Linked DNA regions of Homo sapiens: region 1 is linked to region 2. Evidence: chromatin contacts called from ENCODE Hi-C or POLR2A ChIA-PET data. All regions are on one chromosome and are shown on one strand. Each heading gives the region's core, a stretch centred on a gene start or an enhancer-like site at or near the end of the contact. The rest is flanking DNA. Distances are from core to core; before and after follow the strand shown. Region 1 overlaps ADAMTS6 (ADAM metallopeptidase with thrombospondin type 1 motif 6). Region 2 has its middle 340 kb from the start of CWC27.

Evidence for each region. Hi-C counts contacts between places; a loop is a spot of excess contacts on that map. ChIA-PET counts read pairs that join two places held with the same protein, here RNA polymerase II (POLR2A). Pooled maps may share reads with other maps.
Region 1: a loop to region 2 is called in a pooled map, with 1.9 times the contacts of the local background. The contact joins two enhancer-like sites. A Hi-C loop is called at or near these places in 1 of 168 maps with a recorded cell type or tissue (Caco-2), 1 of 37 single-sample maps with no recorded cell type and 3 of 50 pooled maps. POLR2A ChIA-PET finds 5 or more read pairs at or near these places in 1 of 52 experiments (AG04450).

Annotation. Positions count from the first base shown.
Region 1 is chr5:65,390,571-65,396,767 of GRCh38, reverse strand. All of the region lies in intron 7 of ADAMTS6 (ADAM metallopeptidase with thrombospondin type 1 motif 6), which reads left to right. Among named protein-coding and RNA genes, the nearest start is that of ADAMTS6, 88 kb to the left of the region's middle. Within about 2 kb of position 2,552, at least 3 of the 41 ENCODE cell types and tissues checked have a DNase peak (open chromatin) inside an H3K27ac peak, as active enhancers do.
Region 2 is chr5:65,101,710-65,107,500 of GRCh38, reverse strand. No RefSeq gene overlaps it. Among named protein-coding and RNA genes, the nearest start is that of CWC27, 340 kb to the right of the region's middle. RefSeq lists enhancers at 4,011-4,511, 4,512-5,012 and a silencer at 4,240-4,529. Within about 2 kb of position 4,065, at least 30 of the 41 ENCODE cell types and tissues checked have a DNase peak (open chromatin) inside an H3K27ac peak, as active enhancers do.

The DNA.
Region 1 (6,197 bases), core at 1,303-3,802, 290 kb before region 2:
ATGCAAACATTCTTAACAAAATATTAGCAAATAGAATCCAGCAATGTATAAAAAGAATGACATATCATGACCATGTCCTAGCCATGAAACAGCGTCCTAGCCATTAAAAGATGTATTTAGTGTTTTCTAAAGGCAGAATCAGTGAAGACTGAATTTTCTGAGTACTTATCCGATGGACGATAAGATGCTTTCTGCTTCTAAATCTCTAGTGACTGGAGAGGTAGCCAGAGGGTTGGAGTGGGAAAGAGGTGATGGTTTGACAGCACAGATGAGATGGGTTAGATTAAGAGTAACCAGGAGAGAAACTGGGTGGCCATAGACAGAAAATATCTGTCTGTTTCAATCAGAGAGTAGTGTTGTTTTCTTTCTTATCGCATAATCAAGACATTTGAAATCCTATAAACTTTATTTTAAAGTTTCTTTCTGAATTTAGATGAAGACTGTCACAGCATTCTAATTCTTGGCAATAATTATTAAAAGGGTTGTATGCATGCATAAAAACAGGAGTAGAAACAAGAAATGATATCCTTTGGACTATTTATTCAATTTCTCCCCAAAAGGAAGGTTGTACAAAATGTATTTAGAGTTCTAGTTTGCTTTTTTTGAGATAATTAACTAGTTTACTTCATTTTTTTATTTCTGTAAATTTCCTATGATGAAATAAATAATCAGGTTAAACTTTATTGGCATATTACCTTAATTTTATGTATTTATTTTTTAAGAACTGAAGTGCCATGTTAGTGATTAAGCAAGTGTATTGTGGCTTATGCTGGGCTAATGTGACAAGTATGTGGCTTGAAGCCAGTTAAATGTTTGTATGTTCCCAACCCTACTTAGTGTTTTCAGATATATAGCTGTCATAGTTACTGTGCCTGTTACACCGTTATGATTGAGTCTATTGTTAATAGTACAAGTTATTGCTGAATGTCAAAATTTAAGTTATATTGTTTCTTTGTATCATTGGCTGGGACGATTTTTTTGGTATATCTTTTCAATGTTGCAAATGGGACCAGGGATTTACAGTAGAACTACAGAAGCTTTAAAATATTAACAGCCCATTAAGTACAGGATATGGTTCATGAGGTTTAATGGGAAGTTGTTAAAAGGAGATGGAACTATTCCAATGGTTGGGGAGGCATGGTTAGTGGCAAAGAACAGGGCATAGAATTTCTAAAAGCTTGTTTTTTTGTATAAATAATATTCAGTGTTTGGGCACACTAAACAACAGCAACAGCAAGAAACCTCCTCTGTCTGACAAGCAGTATCTTGGAGCTCACCAAATGAGAATTCCATTTGGTGCATATGTTAACTTTCCTTTTCAGAAGATATCCAACAGTGTTGTGTTAAAAAAATTTCCTGTGGATTTGAGATGCTTGGCATTCATTAAATCAAACCTTAAAGGACTTTGAAATAGCACCTACTTTGTTTAACATTTAAAAAATTACAAGGCTCCTGAGACTAGTCCTTGGGATAGTCTTTAGTGATTATCCAGAGTATAATAAAAATGCAAGATTTTCAGAAGAGGGTATTTAAAAAGCAAAATAGTGTAACACTTAGGAGCATAATGTTTAATATACACCTGAATCTTGGTTCCTTAGAGAGTGGCACACACAGACTCTGTGTCACATGGTCAGTGATTAGAGTATAATGTATCATGTGTGTTCCATACACATACTTAGATCTTGGCTCCCAAATCAGGGTAGCAGGTCTAGTCTTCTACTTGCTTGAATTAAATACTTTTTCCCCTAGTTCCTTAATCCTGAGCAATTTTTGTAACTTTTCTGAGACTCAGTTTTTTTCTCTATGACGCTCTGCTACTTCATAGGATTATTTATAAGATCATATGAAATCAGGTACGTGAAAGCACTTTGGAAATTATCAAGTGTTAAACTTACTATATATAATATTATTACTAGATTAGAGTAGATAAGACAGAAGCTAAGACTCTGTAAGTTTGGAGGGTCAAATACTGGAAACATAGCTCTACTTAATGCTGCTGCTAACTCTTTTTAGTAGACCTAAGTTAGATTTACCACACATGCATCATGGATTTTTTCCTTTGGATTTTATATTAGATCCATATCATTGAAGAGAATTTGAAGAAAACTGAGAGCCCTGTGGAAACTTGAATGAGAATTAAGTGAACATTCAGCATGACTTCCATACCTTAATTCCCTACTTGAGCAATCCTCCTCAACCCAATCCATGTTATTATTCATTATTCACTATCTGGAATGCTGACATGTCCAGCTTTTTATTGCTTCGTGATAAGTTGCCCCAAAACTTGGTGGCTTAACACAACAGCAATCATTTTTATTATTGCTCGTGGTTTCTCTGGGTCAGGAGTTTGGGAAGTGCTCAGCTGGGCAGTTCTGGCTAGGTCTCTAATGCAGTTGTAGTTAGACTGTTACTGGAGGTGAAACAGCAGGGGACTGAAGCAGCTGGGGGATGGCCGGGCATCTTTCTCTCCTAATGTGGTTTTTCCAAGTGGACTAGTTTGGGCTTTTGTCCAGCATGCTGGCTTCAGGGCAACCAGCCTGCTTGCTTGGAGGCTCCAAAGGCCAGTGTTGCAAGAGAAACAAGGGAACTGGACTGTGATGTAAGACTTAGCCTCTGACACTACAAGCCTGCCAAGAATCAAGGGAAAGAAACATAGATCCTGCCTCTTGAGGAGAATGTCAAAGTCACATTATATGTGGATGGGAGATGCTATTGTGACCATCTTTGGAAAAAAAAATTTGCCACATGAATGATTAACTCTGTCACTTCATATATAGCTTTTGCTCCCTATTTACCTGACCTCTCTAGGGCCACTGTATGGAATGATTTATTCTTCCTTTTATTTTGCAGCTACACAGTTTTCCTGACACAAATGAACAAGAAAGAAATAAAAGCTAACTAAAAGTAACAGAACTCCTCTTTTTATATCCTCTTAAACCTAAAATCAACATCATTTTGGAAAGATTGTTTTACACATACAATGAAAAAGAAAAACTCGCAATTTTTCTTGACATCTTACTTTCTTAACAAAAGATAGGCTCCTAAATATTGTTTTGGAAAGCTCATATTAAATAGAAAAAAAGCATTGCTACTGACTTGCATTAAAACTCCAGAAATTCATGCTCAGAGAATCATTTGTACTCTGACAGGCATTGAGGATGTTTAATTTTATTTCCCAAGGCACTGATTTTTTATAGGCTGAGTCTTTGTGTAAGAAAAAATTCAAAAATTGTAGAGATCTGTTTACATAATGAAATGTCCTAATACACCTCAAGGAATTACAAGTTTTCAGATGATAATTCAGCCATTTGGAGAAATGATGAGAGCTAGGTCATAGTGTTAAAATTATGGATATAAACATTAGCTTTTGCATAACAAGTATGGATACAAACATGCATTAATATACTTAAATTGGCATATGTTCATGGAAGGATTATGTTAAAGAAATATGATTGCAATAAAACAGTTTTAGGGGTACACATTTTTAAAAGGAGTTTGCAATGACATTTTTCCTACACACTTTTTTAAGCAATTGTTCAACTGGCCAACTTTCCATATGTCCAATACATGTAATATTTTAAGCCTAGAGAGTAATAAGACATTCTTTTTAGCTTCCTACCTTTGTGTTCTATGGAGAAAGGATAGTTTTGGTAAATAATGTTTTTGGCTTGAGTATTTGAACTAATTTTCAAAGTTGGCTTGCAATGAATGACTATAAATGAGATCTACTGAGCACATTTTGAAAATCAGTTTTTAACAGGAAAAATAAAAGCATTGCTAACTTCAAATGTTGAGAAAATTTGGTAGAGTTGGCAGGGAGTATTTAGAGTATACTACTCACATCTTGAGATTCCAGATAAGTTAGAAAGACATGTAAAATATAATATTTTAATATTTCATGATTATCATGTCTCAGATAGCTGTAAGATTGCTGGATAATTAAAACATTTAAACTCTTAAACAATCGAAGAGATTTTTTATTTTAAATCACCAGGCAGTTTTATAATGTTGGTTTTTCCAAAGTGTTAGAACCTTCTGAAAGTGACCTTTAAATTCTAATATTTAAAGATAATTTAACTTTGCAAAGAAAAGGAGGCTTCTCAGAGAAGTGGCTGATTTCAGGAGTATAGGTTAGGGTCAGTGCTAAATAAAACAATGGGGTCATATAACAAGAACACAGGGATCCTACTGGAGGCATTCCCACTGGCGAACTTGAGACCAATTGAGCACAAAAATATAAAGTATAGTAATAGTTTGTAAATCACTGAAAAACTAGGAATTGATAGGCCTATAAATAGATGAGGAAGAGAGGTTCCTCTTTATAGTAAAATACTGAGGGCTGACTAGTATTAATATATAGAGAGACCTGGAGTTGAAAAATCACCATGATAAAGATTGTATTAGGCAAGGATCATGTATGGATGCTAAATTTGGGGGAGGATTTTGATGAGGAGCAGGGTATTTGATTAACTTCAAGTGTTAGACTGCTTATTAAATTGCAATAAGGAAAAAAAGTCTACTATTTATGTAGTGGAGAAATCAGATAACATCTTGACCAGGTGATAAAAGTTTATACAATGAATGAAGAACAGATAGATCTGGTATTTCTCCAGATGTGATTTTCTTCTCAAGAATGTATAACCTCAAACTAATCACATCAGACAAATGCAAAATGAGGAATTTTTTATTAAAAGAAAGGGAAGATGGTGTCCTTTAAAAAATGTTAATGTCAGCTTGGGTGCGGTGGTTCATGCCTATAATCTCAGCACTTTGGGAGGCCGAGACGGGTGGATCACTTGAGATCAGGAGTTTGAGACCAGCCTGGCCAATGTGGCAAAATCCCATCGCTGCTAAAAATACAAAAATTAGCTTGGTGTGGTGGTGGGTGCCTGTAATCCTAGCTACTTGGGAGGCTGAGGCATGGGAATTGCTTGAATCCGGGAGGCAGATGTTGCAGTGAGCCAAGATCATGCTACTGCATTCCAGCTGGGTGACACAGTAAGACTCTGTCTCAAAAAAAAAAAAAAGTTAATGTTGTAAAAGACAAAGAGGCTGTTGAAATATTCCATGTTAAAAGAGACTAAAGAGATATGACAGCTAAATATAATGTCTAACCCTAAACTGGGTCCTGTACTAGAAGAGAAAAAATAAATACTATAAAAGACAGACAAAATTGGAATATGGATGGTAGAGTAGGTAAAAGTGTTGCAATGTAAATTTATGCATTAAGGTATGCATTAAGTGGATTTCTTAGGATTTACATACTGAAATATTAAGGGGTAAAGGGCCATGATTTCAAATAGTTGAGAAAAAAAAGTGTGTGTGTGTGTGTGTGTGTGTGTGTGTGTAGAGAGACACAGAGAACATGGCTGCAAATAATAAAGCAAATGTTAGCAGTATCAATAGATAAGTCTGGGTAAAAGGAATATGGGTATTCCTTGTGCTATTTTCATTTTCGCAACTTTATTTTAATTTAAATTATTTTCAATAAGTTTTTTTAAGGAACCTGAAAACACCTACCTCATTTTGAAATTAAACAAACAAACAAGGCCAGGCTTCGTGGTTCATACCTGTAATCCTGGCACTTGGGAGGCCAAGTTCAGCAGATCGCTTGGGCCCAGGAGTTTGATACGAGACTGGCCTACATGGCGAGACCCTGACTCTACAAAAAATGCAAAACTTAGCCAGCTGTGGTGGTGTGTGCCTATAGTCTCAACTAGTTGGGGGGCTGAGGTGGGTGAACAGAGATCGTGCTACTGCACTCCAGCCTGGGTGAGGGTGACAAAGTGAGAACCTTTCAAAAAAAAAAAAAACCCTCAAAAAACAAACAAAACCAACTTCCCAAGGCACAGTTTCATAATTTAATAAACTAGTAGAAGATCCATTACTTGGAGACATCTGAAAGTATATCACATAAAGACATGAAGGAGATTCTTTATGAGCACCAAAGTGAACAATATGATGTAATTAGCTCTGGTGTCTATAATTCTTTCTCTCTGTGACGTTTCAACTGATATAACCAAAGATGTGAGAAAAGAAAGGTTGTAGTAAAGATGAAACAAAATAGCAGTGAGTTTATTGATAATATCCTAATTTATTATTTCTGTTATTTTGGACTATTCACATGTACAGTATGAAAAAAGGACCTAAACTATTGTCTTTCCTTTTAGAACATATGCAGAATTAGAGAAGAAATA
Region 2 (5,791 bases), core at 2,816-5,315:
CCTCTAAACCTAGCACTTTGGGAGGCTGAGGCAGGAGGATCATTTGAGGTCAGAAGTTTGAGACCAGCCTATCCAACATGGGGAAGCCCCATCTCTAATAAAAATACAAAAATTAGCTGGGTGTGGTGGCACACGCCTCTAATCCCAGCTACTCAGGAGGCTGAGGCAGGAGAATTGCTTGAACCCAGGAGGTGGAGGTTGCAGTGAGCTGAGATGGCACCACTGCACTTCAGCCTGGGCAACAGAACAAGACTGTCTAAAAAAAAAAAAAAAGTGACTCTAGGCTTCTAGATTGTGCTCCTTGGAGGATAAGGACCACAGGAAGAGGAGCAGTTTGGGATACAGTCAGAAATATAATCAGCTCTCTGTATCCATAGGTTCCACATCCCTGGATTCACCAACCACAGGTTGAAAATATTAGAAAAAAATTGCATCTGTACTGAACATGTATAGACTTTTTTCCTTGTCATTATTCTCTAAACAATACAGTATAACAACTACTTAAATAGCATTTAGATTATATTAGGTATTATAAGTAATCTAGAGATGATTCAAAGCATATGGGAGGATGTACGTGGGTTATATTCAAATGGTACACCATTTTATATTAGAAACTTGAGCATTTAAAGATTTTGGTATCCACAGGAGGTGGTGGAACCAATCCCCCACAAATACAGAAGGACACCTGTATATATGTGGAACCCAACGGGGAAATACACATTTGAGAATAGGTGGTAGCTGGTATCATTAATTCATTATGTCCAGCAAAGTATTAAGTTCTATGATGCTATGACATGGACTTGCTCTTAGGGATTTATAGACTAGTGGGGATAGGTAAGGTATTTCACAAGTAGATACGTTAAGATGTGTGAAAAGCAGTGTTGTAATCAATGAAATACAGAATAGCTAACCCAGATTAGGAGTCAGAGGAAGCCTCTCTGACAATGTAACATTCCCACTTTGACTTTAAGGGCAAGTTGCAATTAGCTGGAGAAGAGAAACTAGGCAGAATGAACACTATGTACAAAGGCCTAAAGGAGAGAGAGCACTGCCCCTGAGGACCTGAAGGACATTCAGGAATACTAGAGCAGGGAATGCAAGAGATGGGGAAAAGAAGCAAGCAGGAGTGAGGATGTGAGGGGCCTCATAAGCCTTGGAAATAAATCTGGGTGTTTGGGTCGGGAGTATCTTGATAAGACTGAGTTCTAGAAAGGTCATGGTGCTGCACCAGAGAATGGCATAAAAGGGTGTGAGGTTGTTTGCAGAAATCAGTTAGAAGGCTTTCAGTGGCCTGGATGAGACAGATTTGATTTATTAATCAGAATTGTTTCAAGGAGACAGAAACCACCTCAAAAAGTTCAATTAAAAATGAGAAACTTCTTGGTTTCAGTAACTGAATCACAGAAAGACAAGGGAGCTGCTGGCCAGCAAGGGATGGATGGGGGAATGGAGTGCTGCCAGGACCCCTTTTCTACTTTTGCCCTCATCTCTGTGCATCTTGGAAAGTTTGCTGTTCATCTTTCAGGCCTGGTAGGGTACATGGCCTGTTGGTGGCTCTGAGATCACATCTCTACAGCTTCTAACTAAAGGAGACATTTTGTCTCTGATTCAGAATAGATTCAGAATACAAGTTCCCAGGAAATGCTGGGATTGGCTGGGCTCGGATCATGTGCTAATGTCTGGACTCAATTCTGTGGCCAAAGTACCTCTCCCCTTGGAGAGATAAGAGCATTGTCTAAGGGACATGGTCACCCCAATGGTCAAGGAAGTAAGGTCTGTTACCAGGAAGGCTGTAGGAAGATGCCGGCAGTCCCGGGCAGACACAAAAGCACTCTGGATATTCAGGTGATAGAATTGACACAAAAGCACTTCAGATATTCTGGTGGTAGAATTAACTGAATTTGGTGATTGACTGATTGTGGGGGAAAGGCAGCAATGAGCCAAGGATGACACTTAGATTTCTAGCTTGGGCAAATAGGAGGATGTGGGAGCCATTCTCTGAGACAGGAAACACAAGAATAGAAAGAGATGGTTTGAAAGAGAAAGTGAGTTCAGATTTGTACCATAGGAGTGCTGAAGAGCACATGGGACGGCCAATTTGAGATGCCCAATAAGGGCCTGATGCACAGAAGAAACAGCCAAGCTGGACAGAGATTTGGGAATCATCAGCACTGGCAGGGTCACTGCAGCCCCCGATTGGATGTGATCTTCCAGGAAGAATGGAGAGTGAGAAAAGAGGAGGAACTCTGGGGGCACCAACATCCAAAGGAAGATCAGAGAAAACTAAGAAGTAGCAAGAGAGAGGAAGAAACCAGGAAAGAATCCTATTATTGTGTGAATTATGGTTCATAATGGTTATGAAAGCTAGCACGGAGAATTAAAAAGTGATGGGAAGTGGAAGGGAGAGGACATGCCCTCTAGTTTCTAAGAAGCTCACAATCTGTAAGACCAGATAAGATCAGAATACATCAGCTAACAATGCAAGTAATGTATGACAGGTACCAACATGAGTTCTAGGAGGAGGAAGACAGCAGGAGCATTATGGATTGGGGTAGCCAGGGGAAGTAGGATATAAGTAGACCCTAAAAAGTGGGTAAGACTTGAATAGCTGGACACTGGGATTGGAGAGAGGAAATTCGGGTTAGAGGAATTTCAGGTTGGAGGAATTTCACGCGCAAAGGAGGAACTACACCAGGAGCACTCAGGAGATGTGCTTATGTTGGGGACTGATGACAGATTATTTTAGGAGGGTAAGCTTGGCCAGATGGAGAGGGCTTTGAATGCCAGGCAAAAACACCTGGTAATAAACTTTAGTTAGTAGGCAGCCTTCAAAGGTTTCAGATACTCCCTAAAAGAAACTGACTTGTGTTATTTTCTTACCCCTTCAAAGCATCCCTGTGAGACCAGTCCCTGTTATCTAAACGTATTTTTCTCCTATCATGTCGTGTCTTCCTTTGTTGACTTTATTTCTAAAAATATTAGGTGTGACTCTGACACTTTTGGTATCTGGGACTGCTCAGCAGCTTTCTCTAGCAGGTAGTTAAGTTTTCTTTTCTTCTACCCTATTACTTCCAGTTCCATCCCTCAGGGACCATGAGAAACAATTCCACTTCTCCTTATGTTTATATTCGGAGGATGCTTATAGAGTTTCCACATTCCCTGTGCTTTGAGCTCAGCCAAGGTATACATACTTAATTCTTTTAATCTCTCCCCCTAAGTCACTCCCTGTGGCCCCTTAAGCATCCTAATTGCTCTTCTCTGAAAGGCAGCCAGCTCATTATGTGCATCTTCCTTGGGAGGCAATGAGGAACATAGTATTCCCCGTGTGGTCTCACTAGACTCATATATTACCTCCCAGTTGCATCCCACGACTGGACATGTGGAGCCGCACTCCTTCTGCTCCCCGCTCCCTACAGTGCGCCCTGGCCTCAGTAAATCCCTTATCTCAACAGGTTATCTCCCATTTCCAGGTGGCCTGTTCCAAAGCTTGGAACCTGTGTTCACCACATGTTCAACCCCCAGCTCCCGCCTCAGGAGGTCTCTTACTGGGGAAGGTGGCCCGGAACCAGGACGAGTATCTGTGGAAAATTGCAGCTAAGCTTGCGTAAGTAAACCTTGGAAGAGGAGAGGCTGCGGAGTGCCCAGAATTAAGAGATGCCGCATCCTGCCATGAGCTCCCCGGCCTGCCCGGCTGTGACAGTATTCAACAAGGTGCAACTTGGAGGCTTCGCCTCTGTTTCCAATTATCCCTTTTATCTCTGCTCTAGCCCCTCTCCTTACCTAAGTGTTTTCATAGCTCTCAGTCATTACTGTTTAGCTTTGTGAGGATAAACGTGAAACCAAACAAATTATACATATCCTGTCTCAAGATGTGTTATCACCCTCTGACTAGAAACCCCCAGAAGCCTGCGGCTTTTGAAAGTTCTAGGTTTTTTTTTAAGCTTTGAAAAAAAAATGGTGGCAGAGGTTAAACTGCCTTTGAGAACGCCAAATGTTTGGATTTCAGTGAAGGTTGACATGGAAACCCACCTGAGGCTTCCTCGAGTGTCTCGGGAGGTAATAAAACCCGAGCTGGATGCTCCTGCTGCTGGGGGAGGAACAGCTCCCAGGGCGGCCAGGTGGGGGCGGCGGGGCCTGAGGAAGCTGCCCGGGGCCGCACAAAAGGGAAATCGAGGAGAGGAAGCCAAAAGCCAGAAAGGGCACGACGGGGGCGTGGGTGCGGGTGTCCGGGGAGACCTCGGCCGTCCCAGAACTTTCCAGGGCCCGGGGACCTGCGCCGCCCCGACTGGAAAGTTGGTGTTTTTACTCGAAGCCCTTTCTCTGGGCAGTTTAATAACAAACAGCGGCCGCAGCAATGGCGTCCGCGCCGGCAGCGTCGGGGCGCCCGGAGGCGGGGCGCGGCGGGGCGGGACTCTCCTCCCGCTCGGGCCCGGGGCGACCGGCGCACCCCACAGCCGCTCCCGGCGGCCGCCGAGGCGAGGGGCGGCAGAGAAAGGTCGGGAGCACTGAAGCACCGGGGTTGCCGGAGGCGAGGGCACCCAAGTTTATGCAGCTTGGGGTGGACGCTCGACTGCTGAGCTGCAAATACACAGAAAGCTTTGCCCACCGCTCGCCCCGTAGGTTCATCGCTTTATTCCCATCTACACCCAGGCACAGGAGAACTAAAGTGAAGAGAATTATCTTATGTTGGTTTCTTGGGGAGGAGGCGTGTGGAGGGGAGAGAGCCCTCCGGGAGAGACGAGGGAGAAAGGCAGAGGGAACCCATAGGGAGAGGAAGCAGGACGCCAGTGCTGCTTCCTAACACCTCTCTTTGTCTCCATTCAACACGGATTCCTCCCCATGGTGGGCCAGCCTTAGAGGACACATTCGTCTTTGCCCCCAAGGCCACCACAGACTCTGTGTTTCTACCCTGAGTACTAGAGGATGCCCTAGAAAAGAAATCTTGAGGACCTCTCTCTTTGAGACTTTGAGGGCCTCCACCTTCCAGCCACTGTTTCGTCCAAATCTGGGTTATCCATTCAGTAAAGGGTTGCCAGCTGAAATACAGCACACTGAGTTCCATATGAATATCAGATAGACAACGACAAATTTTGAGCATGAGTATGACCCACACAAAAATTCGTGTGCGTTTGTTTTATTAACTCTAGCAATCCTAATTCAGTACGTATTTCTGATTCTTCTTCAATTCCCGTCCAGACAGCAACCCTCTGAGACAGGAAGGGAGCGTGCTCTCACCAGGCACCATTTCCTGCCTCTCCCTCGGTCCCCTCTAAAATTGGTAAACCTCAGGTGTTTTCTAGGGAAGTCCCACCGTAAGTGGAGAAAGAATAAAGATGGGAGTAGAGATCAGGGGTGAAGTAGTTTAAGGTCACCTAACCAAAAATTGGAAATTTCAAACGCAAGAGCTGAGTTCTCCTTTATTGGAGGAATTAACAAGATGTGCTGTGAACATAAGAGTTAAATAGTAGTCGCCTTTTGTAAGCAACTCTAACAGAGGTTTACATTTGGGATTAATAGTAAACTCCCCAGGCCTTACTGACAGAAGAATGTAGTTGCCCAAATAAACAATGTTTTGATCGGGACTCGAGACCAACCCTCCGAGCACTCAGCCTCTTCCTAGCAGGAGCATTTCCCAACTCTGAAGTAATTTGTAATGTGCTGGGAAAACATTTTCAAAAAATGGATATCTAAGATACCATAAAAGGGAAAACAGTTCTCGCTTTTGAAGTAAGAAATACCATTTGCAGTAAAATTTCTTCCGTTTGCATTTCTGAATTATGTCTTGATAAAG